Linked DNA regions of Mus musculus: region 1 is linked to region 2. The links are chromatin loops, found by intact Hi-C in ENCODE. Cell type or tissue: left cerebral cortex. All regions are shown on one strand.

What was found. A loop is a pair of places that touch in the nucleus more often than their neighbours do. Peaks named below come from ENCODE experiments on the same cell type or tissue, not always from the same donor. Only the 100,000 strongest peaks of a DNase experiment are listed, where the experiment ranks them.
Region 1: it touches region 2 in a loop (3-fold over the local background); 25 of 42 quality-filtered maps call a loop at or near these places.

What each region holds. Positions count from the first base shown.
Region 1 is chr19:12,416,978-12,424,977 of GRCm38, forward strand. It overlaps Olfr1441 (olfactory receptor 1441), which reads left to right and starts at 5,334. Exons shown (of 1, transcript NM_146683.1): 1 at 5,334-6,290. The coding sequence starts at 5,334. The coding sequence ends at 6,290. In left cerebral cortex, a CTCF peak has its summit at 4,890 (motif pointing left); DNase peaks (open chromatin) are centred at 3,802 and 4,857.
Region 2 is chr19:12,130,228-12,138,227 of GRCm38, forward strand. No RefSeq gene overlaps it. Among named protein-coding and RNA genes, the nearest start is that of Olfr76, 14 kb to the left of the region's middle. In left cerebral cortex, a CTCF peak has its summit at 4,255 (motif pointing right); DNase peaks (open chromatin) are centred at 3,348 and 4,242.

The DNA.
Region 1 (8,000 bases), 290 kb after region 2:
CTCCCCTCCCCTCCTCCTGCTCTCTTTCTCTCCCTTCATTCTTTCTCTCCATTCTATTTTTGAGGTTTGCACTAATTTACTCCTAGTTCTAACCCTTGAGTAATTCAAGCAGATCATAGAAAGCACCCACTTTCTTACAAAGTTGACTCTTACTATAGAGAGCTGTTGCCCATTTTATAGCTAAACTAGAATTGTATTCAGTGACTCCAGAGAGCTGGAGTTGGAGCCAGATGGGGGACTGGGAATATAAAATAACAAACAAACAGGGTAAGTTGCTAATTCCAACTTTATTCAGACAAAGCTGGCATCCTTTTTGCTCCTGAGCCCAGGTATCCAGGACACTGCCCATTTTAGGACTCTTGGGGATGTATCACTGCCTAGAGAGCCTCATCAGCACCTGGAGAAAACTGTATTTTCTTCAAATCCCCTACTCCAAATCCTTCTCTTGGCAGGAAATTTAACATGGCTACAACCAAACCTTACTTATTGTCTCCATTATGACCTGTCTTCTAGCTTCTAGCACAAATGGGCTTTGCTTTCTGAGTGTCTGGCCTCAGCCAGCTAAGTGAAACACAGAGTTGGAGGTTTTCCAGGTGAGTCTGCCATTTCCCCTTCCTTGAACTGGTTACCTGTGAATCTTTGGATCACAGAATGAGTGACTAGGAAGAAAATGTGGAGCAGAAAAGACTATTGGAACTTTGACCTCATTGTTCTGAGTTTAGTAAGGGCAACTGTATCTTATCTATTTGAGATTTTAGAATTTTGAGAATGTTTTCTTGAAAGTTTTCTACTGTTTACAATTTGAAATGGGAAGAAAAATGAACTAAACAAATACTGATCTAAGTTAATCATTTTGTTTCATCTACAGATGAGAAGAAGATTAGCATTCAGAGGAGGAAATATGCTTTCCAAAGGTCACACAGTAAGATGTAGGTGAAATAATAATATCAGCATCAGTATTCAAGCTAGTGATTTTTATGTTGCTGTAGACTCTTGGGGATGTGCACACTGAGGCATGTCTGTTTGCAAAGTCAAAAGTCTCTGTGCTTCTCATTGAGATGCCAAGCTTTAGAACAAGGTAGAGGGTAAATGGCTGTTTCCAAAGCATGAGATATGGTTTCTACTTTCACCTCCAGTACTAACCAACTTTATAGGCATTCTATCTTTTGGCTTTGGTTTTATTATCTTAGTGGGGAAATCTAAGTTAGCTGATTTCCAGCTGTGATAGTTTGTTAGTTAAATAAATATGTTCTAGTTTTGTTTTTGTTTTTGTTTTGTTTTGTTTTGTTTTTTGAGCATCCATGTAGTGCTTAACCAAGGCAAGTCTCTTGGTCTTGTGAATAGAATACATTTCTAAGGCTTGTTTGGTAGCCCTTATTCAGTCAATGAGCAAAATATCTGCTGGGCATCTGTGAAAAATCCAGGCACTCTGATAAATGATGGAAGGAAAGTGATTCGTGTAAACAGTCTTTCCTCGTGTCAGTCTTTCTGTCCCGTTCACCACACCCCATAGAACCCACTGAACTATAGGTACACACTGCATGCCCAGATGTCTCCCAAGACATTATTTAGTTTGGAATGAACTCAGAGATCTATTTCTTTTTATCTTGACATGTTAGCTTGACTGTTAAACATTAATCTTCCTGCCAAGATTGAGGACAAGAAAACTCTTTATAGTCATTTTCAGTTTCTGGTCTTATCTAGTCATGTGGGCTCTGTGAAGGATCATACATGCTGCAGTTGTAGTTGTGTTCAAGTACCATCAATTGCTCACATTTACATGCAGGTTGGTTTAGGCATCAGTAACAACAAACTTGGAAGTCAAAGAGTTAAAAGCTTAAATGTTGACTCAACAGTTTAATAATTTCTTGTTCTTCCATAATGTCAATACATTTCTTGTCAATAATACATACTTTTAAAAATTATAAATCAGTGCAATTCAGGTCTACTCGGTGCAAAGAAATCAGGTGTAATGTCATCTCATAACTTATTAAGGAAAAGTGAGGGAGCTAACAAAAATACAAAGCATGTGAAATGTTGTAAATGAACCAGTATGGTGCTATAAAGATTGTTGATAGCATGAGAGAAAGTGTTGGTGTAACCATTCCTTTCCTGCACAAGCACACACAGTCACTCAGACATACACACACACACACACACACACACACACACACACACATTCAGCCTATAGTAGTAACAGGTGAGAACCAGACCGTATAGAGATGGAATGATCTTGTTTTAAAACCTGGTAGAGCTGATCACTGGTAAATGAAATTATTTCTTTTTCTTTCCAATCTTGATATATATGTTTGGAATAGTCAGTCCTGTTGCTGCTTTTATTTTAAAGTTAAAGGAACTTACAGGAAAAAAATTTATGTGGATGTGGAGAGGTTTATATGTGATATCCTATTGTTCTAGGACATAGATCACCAGTGAAAACACCTGTGTACTATGCAATAGGCTCAAAACTCAGTTCCCAGCACCACTGGCACATCCAGTGTGTCAAAACTGACTAATTGAGATGCAAAGGCTAGAAGCTACCTCTGCTCTGCTTGACTTCCAAGCCCTGCTTTGAGTAGCCATGCATAGGATAATGGGTGTAAAGATGCTAAATAAGCTCACAACCACTGTAAAACAAAAGAAAACACAACACAACGAGAACAACAACAACAACAACAAAACCAACCAAAAATACCCCAAAACAAACAAACAAGTGATGGTGATGCTCATGCCATGAAAAAAGACAGAAAGTAGTAATACTATATGGGAATATAGTGGGTCTCACACACTCCTGTAGATAGCTTAGGTCAAAATAACCAAGCTGTCTACATAGGAATTATATAAGTTAATTAGTGATTAGCTTTCACCATATTCTAAAAATGTAAGCTTAGAAACCGTGGTCTGGGTGAAATAGGAAAGAGTCGTATGCATCTGGATGACCCTGCTTACATCACAAGTGTTTTAGCTGTGTATTTACCTAATCACCTGCTTACATTAAGAAACCAGAATGTTTATAAGAAAAGAAAAGAAAAGAAAAGAAAAGAGAGGAAAAGGAAAGGAAAGGAAAGGAAAGGAAAGGAAAAGAAAAGAAAAGAAAAGAAAAGAAAAGAAAAGAAAAGAAAAGAAAAGAAAAGAAGGCAACATCCATGCTTTCTGTATTGCCCACAGGGAGAAGGTCAAACCTTTTAACATATTTGTCCATTTTAACATAATATGCCCTGTGTAGGTTTAAGTGATTGGGATATTTAGTTAACAAAGAGAAAAATATTCTAAAAACAGCAGTCTTTGTTACGCTTCTGTTCTGGTGAAGGACAAAAATATTAAGAAACAAATTGAAGCTATGCAACATTGTAAGGAGATCACTTCTGTCTGAAAATGGAGTCTTATCAATGGATTGAGCCACATAAATGGATCAGAAGTCTGAAAGTGGAAAGAAGATTGAAATTTAACATGAATGTACACATGTACGTAATGGTATACAGTTTATATAATTACTTGCGTATGTATATGTATACGTTTTGTGTGTTTGAAACAAACATGTATCCTTTTCACCTAAGCTTTCAAGGATTTTTCACAACGTGTCTCCCCATCTCTGGTTTTCAGAACTTACCTTCGGTGTCTTCTACTCCCCTCTCTGTGCCCTGGTCATTTTCTACCTCTCAAGTACTAAGTTTGCCCCCCTTTCCTTCTGCAAATGTTCTCCTCCTGCTTAAAATTAAGATTGCAAAACCACTCCCCCAAGCTTCTCACACAGTGTCTTCCCACACTAGGACTCCTTTATTCGTCTGTGCAATTCTCCTCACAGATTTTTTTTCTAAAACCACTACCTACTATCCCGAGGCTCCAGGGAAGCGTATAAATGTTTCTTCAACAGCACAGTGACATGTTGTGCTAATGACGACCTGTTTTTCTGTCTGTACTATACATTTTGCTGAGTGCTCAAAACATAATAATGTGTTATTAATATTCACATCATTGGCATCTAGCTCTAGCAAGCATACGGTGTGAGATTTGTGTAGAAAAACATTCAAATTTTACATGCTTAAACATTTTTCTCACCCTCTGGTTTGCTCAGCATTTTTCCAAGTTTCGTCTCTATGTACTTCATGCTAAGACGATGAAAGGGGGGGAACAAGAAAGGGGTGGGGGGAGAGAAACAGAAACAGTTGGGAGGAATACAGAAAGTATTTCATTCCGTGAAACCTGGTTATAAGTAAAATGCTAAAACTGCATGGGAATTTTAGTTTTCTCCAATGAAGACTCAGTGGGTATATAAATCACACTGAAGGGGAAGTCTCATGCCCTCAGTAGACGGTCATCATAAAATGAACTCAGTGGTATTTTTGTGGATTTTTTTCTTGTCTCATATTGCTTTGTTTGGACCTTTCATTTTTTAATCTTACTGTGGTTTTTGTGAATTTTGCCTTTTTCTGTAGCTTGTGATTTTTTATTGTTCTTTTAACTCTTATTTATTTTAATTATTTAAATTATTTAATCATTTAGTTATTTTCTTGCCTGCCTTTTCTAAAGAAAGAGAACAAGAAGGTGCAGAGTTGGGTGGGTGGGGCTGTGGGGAGGATTGGGAGGAGTTGGGGAGGGGAAGACATTATCGGAATATATTGCATAGATTTCCAGTTAAGACAAAACAAAACTAAGAAACACAAACTTACCTCTGCAAGCATTTTTAGTTATGATATGTTTCTTTTCTTTTCTTTTCTTTTCTTTTCTTTTCTTTTCTTTTCTTTTCTTTAAAAGGAAAAAAAATGGGTTGGAGAGATGGCAGCAGCGGTTAAGAGCACTGTTCTTTCTTCCAGAGATCCTGAGTTCAATTCCCAGCAACCACATGTTGACTCACAATCATCTATAAGGGGATCTGATGCCCTCTTCTGGCCTGTGGATATATATGCAGTAGAGCCCTCATACATTAAATAAATTTTTTTTAAAAAAAAAAAAGAAAAGAATGCATGTCTAAATCTAAGTGATCTAATAGTGCAGTAGAACATTTGGATCAACTTTTTTAAAAAGAGAGAGAGTGTTAGTCCAAATACCACTAATAAGTTACTCCATCATTATTGTGATCATTGTGATCACAATACTTCAAAGACTATTATCTTGGTATGCTTTTACACTAACAAGTTCATCAGATAAATATGATAATGACCTCCACACGTTGTGGAGGGGAATTCTGCACCAGACATGGGATGTTCATCTTTTGGGATGTCTTCTGGTTGTAGAAGTCTCTTATTCTTTGACAAAGCAGAAGAGTTTCTTCACTTGGATTTTTGTTGCCCCCATGAATCTACCTCTGGGCCTTTGAAGATGCTGTCTGATAGATGGCTGTGGGAAGAAACATTAGCGTGGTGACTAATTTCATCCTTTTGGGATTTTTAGAGCGTCCCCAGCTGCAGATTGTCCTCTTTGTGTTGTTTCTGGGGATCTACCTGGTGACCCTGGCTGGAAACTTGGGCCTCATTGTCTTGATCAGGATGGACTCACACCTCCACTCCCCTATGTACTTCTTCCTTAGTAATCTGTCCTTTGTTGATGTCTCATACACCTCCTCCATAGCCCCTAAGATGCTCTGTGATTTCTTTAGGGAGCAGAAGTCTATCACCTTTATAGGCTGTGCTATACAGCTTTTCTTCTTTGTTGGGATGGGAGGTACTGAGTGCTGTCTCCTGGCAGCCATGGCATATGACAGATACGTTGCTATCTCCAACCCTCTACTCTATCCATCCCTCATGTCACCCACCATCTGTGTGGGGATGGCCATCACAGTATACACAGGAGGGTTCCTCACTGGCTTGATCCAAACTAGCTCCATATTCCGACTTCATTTCTGTGGGCCGCGGGTCATTAATCATTTTTTCTGTGACTTGCCACCCCTAATGTCCTTGTCTTGCTCTAGCACTTTTTTCAGCCAAGTAGTGAACTTCCTGGTTGTGTGTGTGGTTGGTGGGGCATCAGCACTGGTTGTCTTGGTCTCCTATGGCTACATCATTGCTGCCGTCATGAGGATTCATTCAACCCATGGGCAGATGAAAGCTTTCAACACCTGTGCCTCTTATCTGACTACAGTGATCCTTTTCTATGGCTCTGGTCTCTTCTCATACCTCCATTCTAATGCTGGATACTCACAGGACAAAAATAAGGTGGTGTCCATGTTCTATGGTGCAGTGATTCCCATGTTGAACCCTATCATTTATAGCCTAAGAAATAAGGAGATCAAAGAAGCATTGAAGAAACTCAAGAAGAGGAAGAAGCAGATGTCCTGTCTCTGTGCTATGTAGTTCCTAGTTAAAAAAAGAACAAATACTAACTTAAGCCTTTTGTTGAATGTAAATAATAAAATAACAATGTGGCTCAGATAATTGGTAGTAAGTTAAAGAAGCTATTTCAAGCAAGACCTCCTCAACAAACATATCTACTGGGCAATTGTGCTTAATGGATATTTATTTTGTTCACTCTACTGTTCTTGTTATGGGCTTGTCATAGATTTAAAATTTGGTCACATGTGTTTGATGGTATTTGTCTACCATAGGCTCCCAGGTGCTGAATTCAAGATACCTTGTCTTAGGGACATGAGTCAAAGCCTAGTAATAGGGACATGTCATTTATTGATGTCTTCATTACAATAAAACATAGTTCTTGCTAGTTCTCTTACCTCTTGGGATATATTGTCTGTCCCCTTGTCTTGAATTACTACCTGTCCACGTTTGGTGCTAACTAGAAATATTAACTTTGGATTAGGAACCCAAGAGTCCCCACAGACATGATTTCAATAATGATAACTCAGAGGCAGGAAAGTAAAGGGGCACCTGTACACTATGTTTAGGAAGAGTAGAGGATAACAGTGTGCAGTCATAAAGTTCACAGAGATCATATACAAGGAGCCAAGTCCACCGACTTTTATATCTGAGGAGAAAGCAAGGATAGAGCATATGAGAGGCCCTACACTTGGGATTCCAACTCTCAGTCCAGGGGTTACATGAAACCAAAGATGGTAATCAATGTGACCCAATGCAAAATTGCAAACGTACTTGAATGTTATAAAACAATTTGGGGAAAAAAATTTTAAACTCAGTTGTGTTCTCAGTCATGAATTTTGTAGATGGTGCCATGTTACAATATCAAAAGTTTGGATGCAACTGGAAAGAGAATGGCATGAGGTCCAGGCCTGAAATCTCCTCAGGACTATGTATGACCAGCTGGAAGAGAAAAACTTCCATGAGACACTCTGATTTTGTATCTGTTCATGAGATCAAGTTTCACTCTTGACTATATATGGCTCCTAGTATATGTTCTGTCTGCAGTCTCCCTGAACCTTGATGTCAGGCTTTCCTACTGTTAGCCTTGACTCAATTTCCATGCATGCTCTAAGAAGTGTCACCACTTCCATGGTGTCCATGGTGAGGATTCCAGAGCATGATCTAAAAAGATGACATCTACATCAGAGAGTTTGCATACTAGAGTCCAGTTTTCCCCTGGACTGAGAATGGAATATGTCACTAAAATTATCTTTAACTGTATATTTCAAGATAATTCCAGAGTAAATAGTAGATGAAGTCTTGCTTTATAATGATTGTGTATATAAACCATGGTGAGTTACAACATCCAACTATGAATATTGTCCTGGTTATCAATATTCTGATTTACTACTCTTGCATTTCACAGTGTTCACATTTGATAATTTCTAAGACTAGCTGAATTATTGGCAATTTCTATGGGAGGAGATGATTTAGTCAGGAGAGTTTCCTGTCAAGCCTTTCTTGACCCTAGAGTCCTACATACCAGGCAATCACTACAGAAATATGTCCTTAGATTAAATACTATAGGACCACCTATCTCCATCTGACACTATATTTTTTTCCTGGCTGCCTTTTCCTAAACTGTTAGCATCCATACCTAAGCACTTCTTTATTCTTTTTCCAAAGCACTGGGCAGATCCTCCCACAAACTACGTGATTAATGTGGCTGTTTAATAAAGGAATAAATCAAGT
Region 2 (8,000 bases):
TTTTTATTATTTTATTTATTTATATTCCCATCATTGTCCCCCACCTTAGTCCCCCTCTCACAGTTCCTCATCCTATTTCTCTTCCCCTTGCCTCAGAGAGGGTAGCCCTCCCCTACCACACCTCCCCTTCCCTGAGGCCTCAAGTTTCTCAAGAATTAAGTGAATCTTCTCGCACTAAGGCCTGACCAGCAGACCTTTGCTGTATTTGTGCCAGACCTTGGACTGGCCAGTGTATGCTCCTGGCTGTTGGCTCAGTCTCTGGGAGCTCCCTGGGGTCTGGGTAAGTTGAGACTGCTGGCCTTCTTGTGGGATTGATCTCCACTTCATCTTCTTCAATCCTTCCCCTAATCAAACATAGGGGTCTTCAACTTCAGTTCAACAGTTGGATGTAAGTATCTGCTTCTGGCTCAGTCAGCTGCTGGTAGGGACTGTCAGGGGCCAGCCATGTCAGGCTCCCTTCTGTAAACACGTCATAGCATCAGTAATAGTGTCAGGCTTTGGTGCTCTCCCATTAGATGGGTCCCATGCTGGGCTTGTCATTGCTTTTCCTTCAGTCTCTTCTCCATTTTTGTCCTTGTAGTTCTTTTAGACAGGATCACTTCTGGGTCAGAAATTTTGACTGTGGGTTAGTAATGCTGACCCTGTGCTTGGGGCCCTGTCTATCTACTGGAGGTGGACCATTCAAGTTCCCTCTCCTCAATGTTGAGCATTTTGGCTAAGGTCACCCCCAATGGGTCCTTAGAGTCTCTCACCTCCCAGGTCTCGATACTTTTGAGAGGGTCCCTCCTCATGCTGCTTATCTCCATTCATTCTTTTGGTCCTCTTGGCTTCTTTCCTGTCCCCGCTCAATACCTGATCCTATTCCCCCTTTCTCTTCCCCCTCCCCTCTCCCACCAGGTCCCTCCCTCCCTTTGCCTCCTGTGATTATTTTGTTCCCTCTTCTAAGTGGAATTGAAACAACCTCACTTGGACCTTTCTACTTGTTACACTTCTTACAGCCTGGGTTATATCCTAGTATCCTGTACTTTTTGGCTAATATCCACTAGTCAGTGAGTACATACCATGTACGTCTTTTTGGGTCTGAGTTACCTCAGTCAGGATGATATTTTATAGTTCCATCCATTTTCCTGCAAAATTCATGATGTCCTCACTCTTAATCGCTGAGTAGTATTCCATTGTGTAAATGAACCACATTTTCTGTATCCATTCTTCCATTGTGGTACATTTGAGTTGTTTCCAGTTTCTGGCTATCACAAATAAGGCTGCTATGAGCATAGTGGAGCATGTGCCTCTGTAGCATGGTGGGGCATTTGCTTGGGTATGGAATAGTATAGCTTGGTCTTCAGGTAGATCTATTTTCAATTTTCTGAGGAACCTTCAGATTGATTTCCAGAGTTTGCAATCCCACCAACAATGGAGTGTTCCTCTTTCTCCACATCCTTGCCAATATGTGCAGTCACCCGAGTTTTTGATCTTACCCATTCTGATTGGTGTAAGGTGGGTCATTTTGATTTGCATTTCCCTGATGACTAAGGACTTTGAACATTTTTTTAAAGTGCTTCTTGGCTATTCGAGATCCTTCTGCTGTGAATTCTCTGTCTAGCTCTGTACTCCACTTTAAAGTTGGCTTATTTGGAGGTTAACTTCTTGAGTTCTTTATATATTTTGGATATTACCCCTCTGTTGGATGGAGAGTTAGTGAGGATTTTTTCCCAAACTGTAGGTTGCTGATTGTTGGTGTCTTTTGCCTTACAGAAGCTTTTCAGTTTTATGAGGTCCCATTTATCGATTGTTGATCTTAGAGCCTGGGCCATTAGAAAATTTGCCTTGTGTCAATGAGTTTGAGGCTCTTTCCCACTTTCTCTTCTATTAGATTCAGTGTATCTGGCTTTATGTTGAGGTCCTTGATCCACTTGGATTTGAGCTTTGTACAAGGTAATAAATATGGATCTATTTTCATTTTCCTACATACAGACTGCTAGTTAGACCAGCACTATTTATTGAAGATAATTTTCCCCCACCGTATATTTTTGGCTTCTTTGTCAAAAGTCAAGTGTCCATAGGTGCGTGGTGATAAATGATAAGTTTTGCCAGTTAAAATTTCTTTAAGTCATGTTGTTTTTATTTTTCATTCATTTATTGTGATTTACTTCCTTATTTATATTGAAATATTTATGTTCTAGAAATGAAATTTATTTGATCTCAGCGAATAATTACTGACTATGCTGCTGAATTTAGTTTGTCTACACCTCACTGAAGACTGTAGGTTTTTGATATAACCCACTAGAAACTTGTAAGAAATTTTCTTTCTTGGTGCTCATTAAACAAAGCTGCTTATGATGGAGGTCCTATTTATGGCAAGCCTTGGAACACTAAGCAACTGCTGCACCTGACTATTATCATATTATCTGTGGTTACCGTAACTATTAGATGCCTTGAGTATTTCTAGAAATAATCATAACTTGGAGGTTTTAAACTTTCAGTCACATCCCAGTCATACAACTGTCTCCGTGGAGTCACTAAAAATGATTTTATTTCTTGTATATTAATAAGACTTAAAATCATAAGGAAACTTAATTGTGCATATCATAGAGCTTCTCAAGTGAAGTGTACAATATGAATCTCTGTCTGTCTCTGTCTCTGTCTCTGTCTCTGTCTCTGTCTCTGTCTCTCTCTCTCTCTCTCTCTCTGTCTCTGTCTCTGAGTATGTAGGTCAGAGGTTGATATCTGGCGCTTTCCTCAGTCACTCTCCATCTATGTTTTTGAGACAAGGTCTGTCACTGAGCCTGCAGCTCCCTGATATAATTGTACTGGTTGGCTAGTAAGTATCTAGGATAAACTTGACAATCTCCTGAGCTATGCCATATCTGACTTTAAAAATGTGGGTACTGGCAATCGAACTCAGGTTCTCATGTTTGTATGGCAAGTATTTTATCAGCTGACCTATAACCCAGTCCTTGATATACTTGGGGAAAAGACCGTGATCCTTAGAATGGAGGCATTTGGGTACACTCAAATGATTGGAAACTTCAGTGATTATGGTTCTATGTAGCCATGGAAACAGTACCTGTCTGAGGAAGATGCTTGCTTGATACATATGTTTTAAGTTCATATCAATTGATTGGTTTGCAAAGTCCTGTTGTTTTTATTTTTCATTCATTTATTGTGATTTACTTCCTTATTTATATTGAATATATTGATGTTCTAGAAATGAAATTTATTTGATCTCAGCGAATAATTACTGACTATGCTGCTGAATTTAGTTTAGTTCTGAAGATCCACCAAATTTAGCCAACATTGCTGCCAGCTCGTATCAGTATGTTCCAGGATGAGAGCAATGCATGAGTCTGAGGAAGATAAATTGTTTTTCTTAAGCTTGAATGATATTGCTAGACAGTTTTGGAGGTATCCTGGAGACTATATGGGCAACATACTGTAAAACTGTCATCAAGCAAGATATTCTACAGAATTAGATTGGGTAACAAATATTCTGGATTTTGAATTTACCATCTAGGAGTAAATGTAACACTGTTTACTGGATCAGATGGTGATCTATGTTCAATAGACCAAGATCTCCTCTGGAATAACTCAAAGCAAATAATCCAGTGTTTCATGAACAAGAACACTAACTTGAGTGTGTTGTGAGTGGTCTGTATGAAATATCTTTGAGGTGAAGAGGAAAGTCCCTTAGTTAATCGAGGATAGTTAAGGGAGGAAGAACCACAGTCTTTACAAAGCAGTGTGAGGGTGACAGTGGTAGGTGCTGTCATTGACCGGATGCTCTGATCTTGACACGAAGTTCAGTGTCAATGTCAAGCTTCCAGAGACAGAGTGAAGAAAGTTAACCCTTTAGGTAGCAGGAAACACAACCTGAGCCTGGTTCTTTTCAATCAGCTCTAAGCGTTTGCCATTTATCCATGTTGCTAATGAATATCACTATCTCACTCATTTTTGTCGCTGTATAGCTTTCTGTTGTGTGAATCCAATACTATTTGTTTAGTAATTCTGTCATGGAGAGACCCTGGTACAGTGTGTAGAGCACAGGATATATAGTGTGTTTGAGGGGGATTAGTAACCGCTAGGTGCTTGTCTTATGTAAGTGCCCTAAAGTGGAATATTTTAGAAAATTATTATTATTTGCAGTAATGGGTGTGTAATCAGGACCTTTTGCATACATACCAGGCTAGTGCTCTATCACTAAACACCATGGCCTTTTAAAGTTGTGTGCAATTTAGCCACACTTCCAATAGATGGCAGCAACATCTCATAGGGGCCTAACCTTGTAGGCCTTTGTGACGATAGTTTCTTGATAAAATTATCTTAGATAGGATCATGTTTGTTGGGTTGTTAGGTGTGTTCACTATAGCTGTTTAGCTCCAGCATAAAAATCTGAGATCATGAGTAATAGATAATAGAATAATGATAATAGAATAATTTTCCACAGTAAACTAGGAAATTGAATTCAGGTCCTGTGATTTCTAACCATGCTATACCATTCACACACACACACACACACACACACACACACACACGTATGTATGTGTGTGTATGTATGTATGTATGTATGTATTTATTTCAAGGTCCTCTAAAACTTTTAAATGAACCTTTGTATTAGATTTATTAGAGAAGTCTGATGCAAGACTTTGGACCTATGTTGGGTTGAAGTTTTTGCTAGTTTCCATGGAAGAAATGTAAGCTGAAATAACATTTCAAATTCTGTTATGAGAACAAGATGTTTTACTTGTACCTCTGTATTTCTCTATGGGATTTGTTTCAAATATGCTCATTAAAACAGCAATGCTAAACAAGCATAAAATCAGATCATATTTTAAGCGAATCTACCAGAGAATTCAATCCAGTGTACATCATATGCTAGGGAGATAAATTTGAGTTCAATTTTATATTATTTTCTTCTACTTTGATTTATAAATTCTATGTGGAATTTGTCTGCATATATTATTTGGTTTTGTATTTTTCTTTAGCTTTTTATTGATTCATTTTGAACTTCAAACCATATATCTCAATCCCACTTATCTTTCCTGTCCCCTTGGATCCACCCTCTGTCCTTACAACCTCCTCCTCCATTCCTTTTTCCCCCTTTTTTATTGGATATTTTCTTTATTTACATTTCATATGGGGCAACTCTGTAGAAGGACCAGCACTGTCAATTAACCTGGACCCCTGAGATCTCTCAGACACTTGAGCCACCTACACATATACAGCCGGGTCTGGGTTCAGTCAGAGAAGATGCACATAACCCTCAAGAGACTGGAGGCCCCAGGGAGTTTAGAGATCTGGTGGGGTTGGGGGTTGGGGGCTAGGGGCATCCCCATGGAGACACAGGGTGGAGAGGAGGTATGGGATGTGGAACAGTCAGGGGGTGCACTGGAAGGGGGATAAAATCTGGAGTGTAAAAAAACGATTAAACAAGAAGAAGGAATTAAAAACAATAAACAACCCCCAAACAAATCATAAAAACATCTTATTGTGGAAGCTGCAATGTGTAAGAGTATGTCTCACAGTATTCTCTTTTGTCCACACATCTTTATTGCCAATATTCATTGAAATGAGTCATGGGTCTGGTTCAAGGCCTGTGGCTTCTGCTACACTATCAATAATGGATCCTCAAAGGAACTTCTCTCAAACTTTCTGTTGCTGCCCTGTGTTATGAAGATCCTGCACGTTTGGATCTGCAGGACATGCCCCTTCAAGTGCTCCAGCACTGGATGTTGGGGTGGGCCAACTCAAAGTCCTGGATCTGGGTCTGAGTGGAAGCTGAGTTCTTCAGCTAACCAGTTCTCCTGTGGCCACACCACCAGGGCCAACTCTCCTGCTTTGCTTAGGTGAGGGGTGGGGCCAGATCTTCCAAGTACTGCAGCCAGTAAGGGGAGGTGCCAGCTCAACAACTCTTATGCCTCAGGGACAGCTTTCCCACACTGACCAGTTGAGGGATGAGGCCAGTTATCCTGCATCCCTGCCTCCCAGGGGCGGCTCTAGTCTTCTGGGAAGTGAGGGCCAGGGCCAGCACTCCCAAGCCTGGTTTTGTATTTTTTTTAATGTGGCAAAAACTACATAAGATTAAATTAACCATAAACATGAGAACTCTCTAGAGAGAACCAACAGGATGTGTTTAGATAGATAGATAGATAGATAGATAGATAGATAGATAGATAGATAGATCGATTGATAGTACGCAGAGACAGGATTTCTTAGGGGAATTTCTACATGTAATTAAGGATGCCAATCTGTAGGGCAATGGGCTGCACACAGACAGCCTGGTCTCCAGTTGAGCATAGGTCTTGAACCCCAGTGGGACCCGGTGGGTGGTGATTTCCACCTACATGGGATGGAAGGCATTCGATCATGTCTCCTGGACCCCTGGCTCCTGTCAAAGTTACTGCCCCCACAGCCCCTACAGGAAAGGTGTGTGGCTATCAGTCACATAGGAGCAGTACCAAGCCTTCTGGTGGGGAATTGCAGGCTGGTATCCAGTCGAGCTGAGGTCTGAACCCCAATGGTCATAACTCACCTACATGACATGGTAGGCATTCCCTCATGCTCCTGGAACTCTGGCCCCTGCCTAAGGTACCACCTCCTACAGCCCCCACAAGAGAAGCATGGTCAGTAGTCATGTAAGCAATGGCCCAAGCTTCTGACCTTCAGGCTAAACTCCTCCCCAGTTACCTAGCAACAATGAAGACCATAAAAAGGGGTGCTCACATGCTCCACTATGTTCATAGCAGCCTTGTTTATAATAGCCAGAAGCTGGAAAAAACCCAGATGCCCCTCAACAGAGGAATGGATACAGAAAATGTGGTACATTTACACAATGGAATACTACTCAGCTATTAAAAAAATGAATTTATGAAATTCCTAGGCAAATGGATGGACCTGGAGGGTATCATTCTGAGTGAAGTAACCCAATCACAAAGGAACTCGCACAATATGTACTCATTGATAAGTGGATAATAGCCCAGAAACTTAGGATACCCAAGATATAAGATACAACTTGCCAAACGCATGAAATTCAAGAAGAACAAAGACCAAAGTGTGGACACTTTACCCTTTCTTAGAAATGGGAACAAAACACCCATAGAAGGAGTTACAGAGACAAAATTTGGAGCTGTGACGAAAGGATGGACCATCTAGTGACTGCCATATGCAGGGATCCATCCCATAATCAGCTTCCAAATGCTGACACCATTGCATACACTAGCAAGATTTCACTGAAAGGACCCAGTTATAGCTCTCTCTTGTGAGACTATGCCGGGGCCTAGCAAACACAGAAGTGGATGATCACAGTCAGCTATTGGATGGGTCACACGGCCCCTAATGGAGGAGCTAGAGAAATTACCCAAGGAGCTATAGGGAACTGCAACCCTATAGGTGGAACAACAATATGAACTAACCAGTACCCGGGAGCTCTTGTCTTTAGCTGCATATGTATCAAAAGATGGCCTAGTCGGCCATCACTGCAAAGAGAGACCCATTGGACTTGCAAACTTTATATGCCCCAGTACAGGGGAACGCCAGGGCCAAAAAGGGGGAGTGGGTGGGTAGGGGATTGGGGGTGGGTATGGGGGACCTTTGGGATAGCATTGAAAATGTAAATGAGGAAAATACCTAATAAAAAAAAAGGGGTGCTCAGCCCTCACCTCACTCTCTTGCTCTTTTGTCCTCTCATCTCTCACTTCTCTCTTCTCTTCCCTTTCTCTTTGTCTTCTTCTTTCCTCTCCTCTTTCTCTCTAGCCTTCTCTTTCTCCCTCCCTCCCCCCCACTCTCTCTCTTTCTCTTTCTACCTTCTCTCTTTCTGCCTGCATTTCTTTAATAAAGCTCTTAAACCATAGAGAGTCTCTACTCCTTCAAGTTCTGCTGCACACTCTAGTCAGTGTTGGGAACCTGTCTTCCCTTATCCCTCTCTCCTATACCCCTGGGGCTACAGGGTGTGGCCTTGGGGCCCCCAGGATGGGGGCTGCCCCTTCTCCACCCCGTGCCCCCCT